3 separate regions of the Homo sapiens genome follow, and regions 2 and 3 are each linked to region 1. The links are chromatin loops, found by intact Hi-C in ENCODE. Cell type or tissue: IMR-90. All regions are shown on one strand. Region 1 overlaps SORCS1 (sortilin related VPS10 domain containing receptor 1). Region 2 overlaps LINC02624 (long intergenic non-protein coding RNA 2624). Region 3 has its middle 130 kb from the start of LINC02627.

Region 1 (4,000 bases):
TGATGTTCTAAGGTCTGTGTAAGTGAATAGGGCTGCTGGTCCCTACACTGAAAGGTCTCAGGCTGAGGTGACAATTTTAATGAGGATTAGCACTATTTCCTTATCTTTTTCCTCTGCTGTCAAGTAGGGTTTCTTCCCTCTACCAGTACTTTTAAACTGCCACCTAAATTATAGTCAGTTCTGCTATCAAGCAGTTTTGAAAACATAAATTTGTTCTAATGTAATTGATATATTAAGGAAGAATTTGAGGATAATTCAAATGCTGTATTTGCTTATGCATGATTTTGTCAATGAGAAAAACTAGATGAATGCAGAAAACTGCATCCAGCTGAAATCAGCTGTGTAAAAGTACACAGAACACACACACACACCCCTCAAACATCTGCCGGCTGCGTCCACTTGCCTTGTGTGTTACAGCCACATTATCTGTATTTGGTATTGCAAATTTCTGTCTGATTTCAGGTAACTTCCCTTCTACCACTTCACAATAACTCACATGCTGTAGGCATTCCAACGCCCACTCTCATAAGCAAACTTCAAGTCTTTTTCAAGGTAAGTGTTTTGTGTATTTAACTATTCAGTGTGTGTAAAACTATGCTACCATTTTTATTCGGTTTGTACCTTTTTAAAAATGTGCCCGGAGACACATTACACTGAGATATGACAAAGTTTTTGTGTGTTGTGCCCCAGCCCCATCTTTTTTCCTAAGCTTTATGGGCTTTATTATACCATTTGGCATAGAGGGATGATTTTGGAAACACATGTTACATAATAGTGCAACTGAGTGTACAGATGATCTCTGGGAAAGACCCTGCTTATGTGCAATGGAAGAGCTATTTTCCCTTAAACTCAGAAACATTTCTAACTGTTGTTTAGGTTCAAAATTGTTTGTTTTCTGGGCACAGTTGTTCTAAGGTGGCTTTTGAACATACTGGGACCATGCAGGTGTCTAAATGGCTGTCTCCTTTTTAGCCTTCAGATCCTGAAGAGGTTTTTGTTCAGCATCTAGACATTTTTGTTTCCGAGGACCAACTCTCCCCATCTCCCGCCCCCACCCCTAGTCACTCTGGCCGCCCCGTCACCTATCATGTTATTTTTACATTTTGATATATTGAAATTATCTTATATGTTTGATGGCATTGCATATGTTACATTAAATTATATTATTTGTTCATTGTTCCTACTCAGGTATTACTTCATAAAGCCAGACATGTTTTCTGCCTTGTTCACAGAAGATTCTCACTGCCTAAAACAGTGTCCACCACACACTGATCAATAAATATCTCTATGCTGTAAAACACGGGTCTCTTTCCATGTGTTTAGCACAAAAACTTTATAACAGCCATTTCCTTGTATTTGTCCATCTGGAATTATTTTGGACTTCCCTACTATACAAGCCTCTGACTAACATGCATTTTCACAGTATTGTTAACTCCTTGGGGAATAGGAAAACACATTTTAATAGTAATCCAGAAATCAAACTTAGACCTTTGTTTTTTATGCTAGTTTCTAGCCATTTTTTTTTCTTCTTCTTAAACTGCAATTATTTCACTTAATGTCTAAGAATAGCTCTGGGAATACAGCAGCTTGAGTGGTAACAGAGATGGGCAGGGATATGTTGATTCTTGACAAACACCAACTGAACATGTAATTAGAGGTGCTAGCTGGGGTAGAGGAATCGGACTGTGAAGCCACCTCAGAGATCATCACTGAATAAAATGGACTTGCTCACAACACTAAGCTGAAAATCAAGGGCTGAGTTCCAGCAAACATTTATCTAGTGCCCCCTAATGGCAATGCCCAGTCCTAAATGCTGAAATAATAAAATGAATAAAATAAAGATCCTTCTGTAAACGAGTGTAGAATTTGGTGAGCAAGGCGTAAGTGCCACAAATAAACATACAGCCAAGTTCTAAATATGTGATGTTTAAAGAAAAATACGTGAACATAGTCACAGAGAAAGGAGCACCTACTACGTATTATTTATTGTTTTGAGACAGTCTCACTCTGTCGCCCAGGCTGGCGTGCAGTGGCGCAATCCCAGCTCACTGCAACCTCTGCCTCTCGGGTTCAAGTGATTCTTGTGCCTCAGCTTCCAGAGTAGCTGGGATTACAGGCATGCACCACCACACCCAGCTAATTTTTGTATTTTTAGTAGAGACAGGGTTTCACCATGTTGGCCAGTCTGGTCTCAAACTCCTAGCCTCATGTGATCTACCTGCCTCAGCCTCCCAAAGTGCTGGGATTACATATTATTATTTTTTAGACACAAGGTCCTGCTCTGCTGTCCAGGCTGGAGTGCAGTGGCATGATCATCGCTCACTGCAGGCTGGAACTCCTGGGCTCAAGCAATCTCCCCCAACCAACCCCTCACCTTGGCCTCCCGTAGCTCTGGGATTACAGGTGTGAGCTACAGTACCTGGTGCATTTGGGTTGGGGGAGATATATTGGTTATGATATGGGCTGGCCATGAAAGGGGTGCTGTGCCAGTCACCTGCCTGTGTTCTCTCAAATCCATTTCCCACTCCCTCGCGGTTCACTTTGTATTCCAGAAAACAACATTTCCCAGGCTCCACGGCCCACTGGCTTGTGGCTGGGTTTGTGCAGTTAAAAGGATCGGCAACAGCAGAGAAGACCAGAGCAAGGGAAAAAGCGAGCTACTTCTCCCTACCCCTCTGCTTGGGCAGCATCACAGGACAGGTAGCAGTCACGTCTCCTCCATGGCTCCAGCTCCTGCCAGACAAGTCCTCCATGACTTCAGTTTCAACCTGGTGGTCCTGACTCCAGGGCTCTGGTAATACCCAGATCTCTCCAGCACAGGGAAGTGAGAGGCTTCCAACTGAGGCTGATCTTAGAGTTGCCTCACCTGCTCCTATTTGGTATTTTTGTGCTTCCATTAACCCAGCAACACATTTTCTGTATTAACTCCCCTCTGTTTGACGTGTATAGGGATGCTGTCTGTTTGTTTGCCTGACACAGGTGATACATTGCTCCTGATAGGAAGGAGGTGCATGGGCTCTGGCCTGGAAAGGAATAAAGATTCAGGAATTTAGTCTGTGGGAATGGAAAGGTTAAGGGCCACCTAAAGTAACAGGAAGTTTCACACATGCTGAGATTGAGCTGAAGCAACACCACTCTGTGTCTCGGAGGCCTTCGGGAAGGCTAGGGAGGGTTTTATGCCTGTACAAATGTTTCAGCCAAATATCAGCACCAAATGATGCCCAGGGAGAAATGCCACTTACGTAGGCAAGCCACAGGGCTGAAAAGATGGATCCAGTCTACCACGTTATTTTCTGCTAACTTTAAATCAAATATTTGGGACTCTTGGGGAATGACTCACCCATAGTATTTGGAAAGGCAGAGCTGGAAGGGATCTTCTTTCAAATTATATGAACAAGAGCACTAAAGCTCTTATATGTTAAAATGATTTGCTCAAGGTCACACAGCTGGCATAGCCAGAGGCGAACTCCTCTTTCCTGATTCCAGGTCCACAGCTGTTTTTACTCATCTGCTGTTTTTTACCACTCCCCATGTTTCAGTTCATTCCATGCAGGTTCGGTCCTTTGGTAACCACAAGGTTATGAACAAATTTGAATGGGTTTGTTCCCCATCAATAATTTCGAATTCTGAACTAATAATAACGAACACGTACTCATGTACGTTCCAAAATAACCAGTTTGGACTAATTTTTAAATCAAAGTAATTTAATAAACAGACATTGTATAGTTAATTGAAATGCAGGTAGAATTCAGGTAGTACATACATTCTGCCTTGTTAGTAAAAAACAGCCAAAAACCTCAAGCCTGTGGTGTTTACTCTTTCTTATGCAATTAGCCTTTATGAAATCCTATACATGCAACACTTCTATATTTAGAATGAACACCAAGGGTTTAGGATTAAAAAAAAAAATACCTGAGGCAAAGACTTTAGAGACATTATCTGTTTAATAAATATGATTGTAAAAGCAATAAACAAGAGCAATTATACATTACACTACATA
Region 2 (4,000 bases), 400 kb before region 1:
AATCAAATTTTTATTTTATTCTATTTTGCCGGTTCCTTGTAATCATTACCCACTTCACATTCTTCTGTATTTGAAATTTCTACAGGCTCCACCTCCTTTCATTCAAATTGAGTTCATTTTATACATGAGCTTTCCCTCATGGACATTTTAATCAGCTGCTCCATGTACCAAGAAAATGCTTTGAAACATAAGCAGACTGCATCTCTAGTAGAATCATTAGTAGAATGTAGAATTTGTTGCTGATTTATCTCTACCTAGGTAAAAGGCAGAGATGTGGATTGTAACAAATCTGTTACCTTACTCTAACCTGTCTTAGTGACAACCAGTTATAGTATGACTTGCTTTTCTTTTATATACATAAGGGGGTCAGTGAGGGGCGAGATCTCTAATATTCTTATTTGTAGGCACTACCCAGTGTGCACCTAGCAATTGCATGATATAGAAAACATATCATTTTCACTACTGAAAAACTCTTTATTTTATAATTATTCAATGGTAAGAAAAGAGGCTTTATAAAATTCTGACTAAAAAACTAGAATGTAGATCTATGGAACTATTTTTGGGGGATGCTCTCTCTGATTTTTAAGAGTTCAATTTCAAAGGAAGTGTCTCAAGCAAAGGCCATATCTCTTTCCTGAAACAGCTTCTAAGAAAGGCAGTGAAAGCTGATAGGGAGGACTTGATCCTAGGATCTAGCTGCCAGAGCCTTATCTTTGTGCATCCACCGGCCAATGAATAGGACATCTCCCAGGGCCAATATTGAACTTAAAAAAGGACTGAACATCTGTTGTCATGTTGCTAACAGACTCCATGTACACTTGGTTGAGAAGGAGATCAAGACTGTCTTTAATATTAACTATTTTTGAATTTAAAAATTTGGGGCCAGGCACAGTGGTTCATGCCCGTAATCCCAGCATTTTGGGAGGCCGTGGTGGGTGGATCACAGGTCTGGAGATCAAGACCATCCTCACCAACATGGTGAAACTCTGTCTCTATTAAAAATGCAAAAATCAGCCAGGCATGGTGGTGGGCGCCTGTAGTCCCAGCTACTCTGGAGGCTGAGGCAGAGAATTGCTTGAACCCAGGAGGTGGAGTTTGCAGTGAGCCGAGATCGCGCCACTGCATTCCAGCCTGGGAGACACAGCAAGACTCCGTCTCAAAAAAAAAAAAAAAAAAAAAAAAAAAGGAAGACGTTCTCTAGAAATATGAATATCCAGATGTGGTTATTAGAAAAGCCCATTTAAAATTATTTTTGTCCAAAAAAACTGGGGACATGTGGTCACTGCAATCACAGCACACCAGTTCTCTCCATAAACCCCATCCTCTGGGCTGCGCCTGTGTACTTCCTAAGAAGAAATACTGAATAGAGGTGCCTCAAGACTAATCAGATTTAGTAGGGACAATCCGCTTTGCTGTTCATACTGAGAACAAAATCAGACCTAAATTGACTGATCCAGAATTAAGGACTTTACAGATTTACAATATAAACAGTGACATCTTGTAAGGGATCTATGCGATACATTTAACCATACTAGTTTTCCAAACTGCATTTGTGAATTCACTTTGTTTTTTGGGAAGGTTGTTAACAATGAAGGTTGGTTGAGGAAGATTTCTATTTTGATGTATCTTTATTAAAAAGGCTTGAATTTAGACATATCGAGAGAGTGCCACCTTGTGGGTAAAAGGCAGTAAAGTCAGATGGAGAAAAACATATCACGTGTAAATTTTCACTATTTCTGATTGTTCTCTTTATATGTAACTAAGCCTGACAACCCAAATATTTCTTCAATCATACAGAGAGAAAATTATATAAAAGTGATGCAAATTAATCTAAAGATTTCAGAGAAATATTCTGTTTCAATATTATTATACAAGAATAGTGTGTTTCAAAAATATATGTATATACACTGTCATATACGTGTGTGTATACGTGTATATGCATACTTTTGCTGCTGGTGTTCATAAAATATCAATACAAAAAAACAGCAAACCATTTGAAGATAGAAATATTAAATCTACCTTCACATTTTGATTTTTTGGCTCATCCTCAATTCTACACAATTATTAATTCTCAGATGCATGGACTAAAAAACTCGGCATAAAAATTAATTTCTTGATATCGAAGAAAAACAAGGTTATGGACAAAATACAGTACTGCAGCGGGTTTTCATTGATGGCAACCTCTTATTCCATGCACCGTGTTAACATTATGCAGCTTTAATGCGGAAATGGAATACATCTCATTTCTCAGGATACCTGGTTTGAGCCAGGCTTTTTTTGTTTGTTTGTTTGTTTGCTTTTTGAAACGGAGTCTCGCTCTGTCACCCAGGCTGGAGTGCAGTGGCGCCATCTCGGCTCACTGCAAGCTCCGCCTCCCGGGTTCACGCCATTCTCCTGCCTCAGCCTCCCGAGTAGCTGGGACTACAGGCACCTGGCTATTTTTTTTTTGTATTTTTAGTAGAGACGGGGTTTCACCGTGTTAGCCAGGATGGTCTCGATCTCCTGACCTCGTGATCCGCCCGTCTCGGCCTCCCAAAGTGCTGGAATTACAGGCGTGAGCCATCGCGCCCGGCCAAGCCAGGTTTTTATAATCTGCAAATCATGTGTTGTCATTGGTTCTAGAATGATAAGCCAAAAATAGATCAAAGACAAATAATTTCAAATAAATATCAGCATTAATGTTTATGTCTATAGTTGTTTAAAATTTGTCTCATTTGAATAGCTAGAGTTCAATTCCTTGACTGCTTTGAATTGTTCAGAGGAAAGATTTGGATACAAGGGCCTTTTAGTAATTATTATAAAGGAATCAGTTTCTTCCTGGTTTACCAACTTTTTTTGAATCTTGATGAAAGAGATAGTGAATATGTCAGCTGAACTCTATTTCTAACTTCAGATGAAATGAACTGTTCATATATAAAGCTGATTTGTCCTATAAAACTGCTGGTTTAGTTCTTTATTTTCAAAATGTCTATGTTCACGTCCTTTCCTGCCTCATCCCCTGACTCTGAGCCATTGCACATCCATGTCTCCATCTGTCCCAGACAAGTCTCAGAGGTATATGTCACAAGGGAGAAAGTCAGAGCAGGTGGTTTAGTTAGGAAACACCTTCCAGTCCTATTGCTATTTCTCTTTTGTTTCTTTCCATCTCTTCCATGAAGCCATTCTTGACTTTTTCATGCTCTCCAATCTCCCTCCACTTAAGTCTCCTGTAAATCTTCACCACACAATTAAACCCTTAATTATATAATGTGATATTTGTCCTCTAATTGTTTTACAAGTGTTAGTCTTGTTTTTGTGCTATATTGTGAGCAATTTGGGAACAGGAACTATGTATTTTACTTTTTCTAAATCCTGCACAGCATTCATCAGAGTGCAGGCCTCCATAAATATTTTAAAATAAAATTAATGGAGGATGACAGGGCCTTGGCCTTGTCCTGTTTAATATTTGGGGCAATGACTTAGAGGGCTTAAAAGAAATGCTTTTTGAATTTGCAGATATCCTGAGGTTGGGAGTGAGAACTCAGGCTCTAGTGGGAAAGACAGATATGCATTCATTTAGATTACCATGCATTATCAAATATTAGACTAAATATTGTCAGAAAAATTAAATGGAACTTCCTGGAGGAGTCAATAGATACTGAGAAGCAGCATTTGAGCTACTGAGAGGGGATTCTGGACAAAGATGGCATGCACAAAACAACAGACTAGAGAATGATGTGGAATTGCTTGAAGAATGATGTACTCATGGAGGAAGAAATGCATGTGGGTAGGTGAGACTTGTAATCCATTATTGCACGAGTTACAAATTAAGTATAGGTTGTAAAGAACATTATGTACCTTGCAAAATGGCTATGATTTAGATACATGGATTTTGTGCATTTCAGTATTTCTCTCCTTTCTATTCCCGATGCTGCAAATCTAGTTTCTCCTTCTATCTTTAACAAAATAATATAATAACCCCCTAATTAGTATCCCCGTCCCTAGATTCTTTCTAAATAAA
Region 3 (4,000 bases), 620 kb before region 1:
CAGGTTCCCTTTTCTGTATGTTTCTGGCTTGGGTGGGCCAAAAAAGAGATTCTTTTGTGAGATTTGGAAAGAACAAAGCAGCAGGTCTTTGATAGCTCATATGTATTGCTGTTTACTTGTTTGCTTACCTAAGTGGCATGATACAGACACTAAGACTACAATGGTTTCACCTTCCACTGGATTCTCCATTAGCTTATTGGACTCGTGGGCTAGATGTGTGTTTAGCTCTCTTGCAAAAAAACCCAGTTTCTGCAGGACACCCATACCACTAAGGCAACAGCCATAAGACCTGGCAGTTTATAGTTTGTCCTACTGAGTTCCTGAGTTCCAGGTCTTGCTGGTCGGTTCTAGCTTGTCCTTGTTCTTCTCTACTTTACGTCTGTCTTCCCTTCCTTCCTGCCTGCCTGCCTTGTGGACTTTGAGCTCTAGCATCAGTCTCTGAGGCAATAGCCTTACAGAAGTTGGTTAACCAGCTTTCACAAATGCTTAAGCACAAATCATTATGCAAATCTACTTCTGCCTATCTAATCTATCTATCCTTCTTTCCATCTATCTATCCATCCATCCATCCATCTATCTTCATCATCATCTATCTATCTATCTTTTTCTATTGAGCCCTAACACACCCACTATATGCCATGAACCCAGTTAGGCACTGTTATCTCCAGCCCTTTCAACAGCACTATCTATTATGATTATCCCTATGTTCCAGAACATTTAAAACCACATCTGCTTGATTTCTAAGTCTGACATCTTTTCATACTTCATGCAATCTTAACTACATATTATTTTCTCACAATATTTATAAAATAAAACATATCCACATTAAAATTATATTAACATGATTCCACTAGCTCCCGCCAAAGCATTTGGCATTTTGAAGCAGGAACAAAAAAAGTTGATGGAACACAAAACACTAACAGAAGAATGTTTCCTTTTACTGAGGCCCATCTAGGAACTTTTCCAATGTGTGCTTTGAGAACTTAGATACATTTTGATTGATGCACCAATTTTAACATCTGCTTGGGCTCTTAAAACTAGATGTCTGGTCTATAACGTCTGTCTTAAGTGTATAAAACAGAGAAAAACTCCAACTAAATAAGTTCATCATTTATGTCTATACCATGACTTTTAACCTGAGAGACCCCTACTTGATTCTGAATCTTTAAGATTGAAATAAAATCTCTCTTTAGAAGAGATGGTCTAAAATTGATGCCAAACAGAACATTTTTTAATGTGTCTGACCAACAGTCATTTTCTGTTCCTACCTCTACCCAAATTATAGTAATCTGTTACCAGCCACAGAGAAACTCCTCAAAAGGAAAATGCATGTAAAATGCTACAAATTGTCCTTGGAGCAGAGTCAGTTTTAACACATATTAGTCATTATTATTTTCATGTTAATTATTGTTTTCTGTCATTATTTTGTTGCAGCTGGTAAGAGACTCTTCACTTTATGTCAACCAAATAGATTTTGCATCCCAAAGGCCCTGCGTGATCTTCATGTTCATACCCTTGAGAATGATAGAAGCTTCTACTCTATGTGGTGTGCTCTGTGTGGCCAGCAGAGGGAGCAAGGAGTTCTTTATAAAAGTAACCTTTCTTTCTGCCTCAAATTGGCAGATTGGAGATAAAGTGCTGATCTTTGGGACAAGTCAGCATTACACAGACTAGCTTCATGTAGAACAAGTATTTTTCATTTCTAACTGTGGAATGAAAAAGAAAATGGTGTTTCTTCTCTTCTCCTAATTTTATGGGCCAATGACTCCTCTCCATACAAATTATAGAAAAATGCAATTCACCATGAACCACTCATTGCTTCCCTAGCAAATTCATCCGTTGATAGCATACAGATAACTTATTCATACATTCACACGGTCCATCATTCATTCACAGAGATAGATACTTAACAGAGACATAAGGTCCTATGTGGCTGACAATGTGAGTCATGTTTGGATGGATAGAAGATTAAGAAAAATAATAAGAGTATAGACATTAGAGAGGTTTTGATATATCTTTTACATACCAGTTTGAAGCAAGCTCCAAAATGATGCTAACAAGCCATGTAATTATCTGACTTCTCATTAGTGATAATTCATTAGCAAGCCAATGTTATGCATGTCTGTTAATCACCTCCTGGTTATGGCTCTCTCTGGAGGACCACAAATGAGATTTTTAATTTTTCAAAACAGCTTTCACTCTTTTCCTCTTGCATTTGCATAGCACCTTATGCTTCTCAAAGTTGATTGACACACATAATCTTATTTGATTCTCACCGTGGGCCTGAGAGGTCAGTTTATTTACAAGTCCTCCATTGTCGACATGGAGTAGGGAGAAGGTAGGTACACATAGTGGCTGAATAACCTGAAACTGGAATTTAGGGTCCTGACTTCCAACCCCATTTGATATTCCTAGATGAGCTATCCATACTAGGTATTCAGTAAATGCTGGCCGGATGAATGTCTGATACTACTCTGTTTCACTGATAGTCTCTGATACTTGCAGATTGTCAATTAACATCCAGAGAAAGAGAAAGTCATAAAGAGTTTGGTTTTAAAAATCAATGAGGTGGGCCGGGCGCGGTGGCTCACACCTGTAATCCCAACACTTTGGGAGGCCAAGGTGGGCAGATCACAATGTCAGGAGATCGAGTCCCCCCGGCTAACACGGTGGAACCCCGTCTCTACTAAAAAAAATACAAGAAATTAGCTGGGTGTGGTAGCGGGCGCCTGTAGTCACAGCTACTCGGGAGGCTGAGGCAGGAGAATGGCGTGAACCTGGAGGGGCTGAGCTTGCAGTGAGCCGAGATCGCGCCACTGCACTCCAGCCTGGGAGACAGAGCAAGACCCTATCTCAAATAAATAAATAAATAAATAAATAAATAAATAAATAAATAAATAAAATCAATGAGGTGATGAAAAAGTTCTGCAACTATATAGTGATGATGGTTGTACAACACTGTGAATATATTTAATGGCAGTGAATTTTATACTTTAAAATGATTACCATGGTAAAAGTTATGTATTTTACTACAAGCCTTTAAAAAATGATATCAATAGAGGGGTCATTTGCATTCTGGCCACAGAAGGGACTAAAGAAATGGAAGGCTACATGTAAACTGGCAGTGTCTGTAAAGAGGATTCCAACTTTAAACAATGAGTTAGAGTATTCACGGTTCCTTCTGCTGAATTAAATTGTTTGACCAAAAGCTGCCTCCATACCTAGCAAATGGTAACCTAGGGTAACATGTAAACAAATTGCAAACTAACTTGAGAGTACATTCTTGTAGAAAATAACAGAGCCTCAGTCAATCTCAGCAGCCGAACTTTCAGGCAGTCACGGGCTGCAAACTGCTCAGGCATGTCTGAACAAGGCAAATGCTAAGCTGCAACCAATCAAGCTGTTTCTACGTTATCACTTCCTTTTTCAGTCAGTAAATACTGCCTGCTCACATTGCTGGGTGAAGCTCTCTGAACCTCTCTTGGTTCTGAGTGCTGCTGAATTCATGAATCTTCTTTGCTCAAATAAACTCTGCTAAATTTAGTTTGTCTAAAATCTTTCTTTAAACACTTGCAAAGCTTCAATTCGATACTTCTGTTATTCCAATTCATCAGCATGTTGGCTTGGGATTACACCCCTTCTGAGAGGAAATTTATTTTAATTTTACTCAAGCAATTTTCATCACAAAAACGATTAAAACATGGATTTAGTTTTCAAACAGGTCTTAGTCCTTTGGGACAGAAGATGTAGTTTTACATAATAAATGTTTAAGTAAAAACAAAAACGGAACCCATGAGAAGTGAAGCACCAGTTCAGTACAGACTTTGAGTTATTTCTAAGCTTTGGTGAGAGAAGCGTTGCCTGCCCCTATTTGGCCCCAAACACTCCTGACAACCATATCCGAGGTCACCGCGTGTATGTTGACAGAATCTTCATTCAGATGTTGAAAACATTTTGAAAATTTCTCTACAGCCAGCTAGGGAACACAGTTTCTTTTTCC

The links. Hi-C counts contacts between places; a loop is a spot of excess contacts. Peaks named below come from ENCODE experiments on the same cell type or tissue, not always from the same donor. Only the 100,000 strongest peaks of a DNase experiment are listed, where the experiment ranks them.
Region 2: it touches region 1 in a loop (4-fold over the local background); 2 of 110 quality-filtered maps call a loop at or near these places.
Region 3: a loop joins it to region 1, with 30 times the contacts of the local background. A loop is called at or near these places in 11 of 110 quality-filtered maps.

The regions. Positions count from the first base shown.
Region 1 is chr10:106,569,980-106,573,979 of GRCh38, forward strand. It overlaps SORCS1 (sortilin related VPS10 domain containing receptor 1), which reads right to left. Exons shown (of 26, transcript NM_052918.5): 26 at 3,684-4,000. LOC105378472 (a long non-coding RNA gene) reads left to right here. Exons shown (of 3, transcript XR_946298.3): 2 at 463-552; 3 at 1,189-1,253. Among named protein-coding and RNA genes, the nearest start is that of LINC02624, 430 kb to the left of the region's middle. In IMR-90, a CTCF peak has its summit at 1,787 (motif pointing left); DNase peaks (open chromatin) are centred at 1,752 and 3,322; H3K27ac peaks cover 488 bases.
Region 2 is chr10:106,174,302-106,178,301 of GRCh38, forward strand. All of the region lies in intron 1 of LINC02624 (long intergenic non-protein coding RNA 2624), which reads left to right. Among named protein-coding and RNA genes, the nearest start is that of LINC02624, 36 kb to the left of the region's middle. In IMR-90, a CTCF peak has its summit at 1,673 (motif pointing left); no DNase peak of the experiment used is centred here.
Region 3 is chr10:105,948,968-105,952,967 of GRCh38, forward strand. No RefSeq gene overlaps it. Among named protein-coding and RNA genes, the nearest start is that of LINC02627, 130 kb to the left of the region's middle. In IMR-90, a CTCF peak has its summit at 1,552 (motif pointing right); no DNase peak of the experiment used is centred here.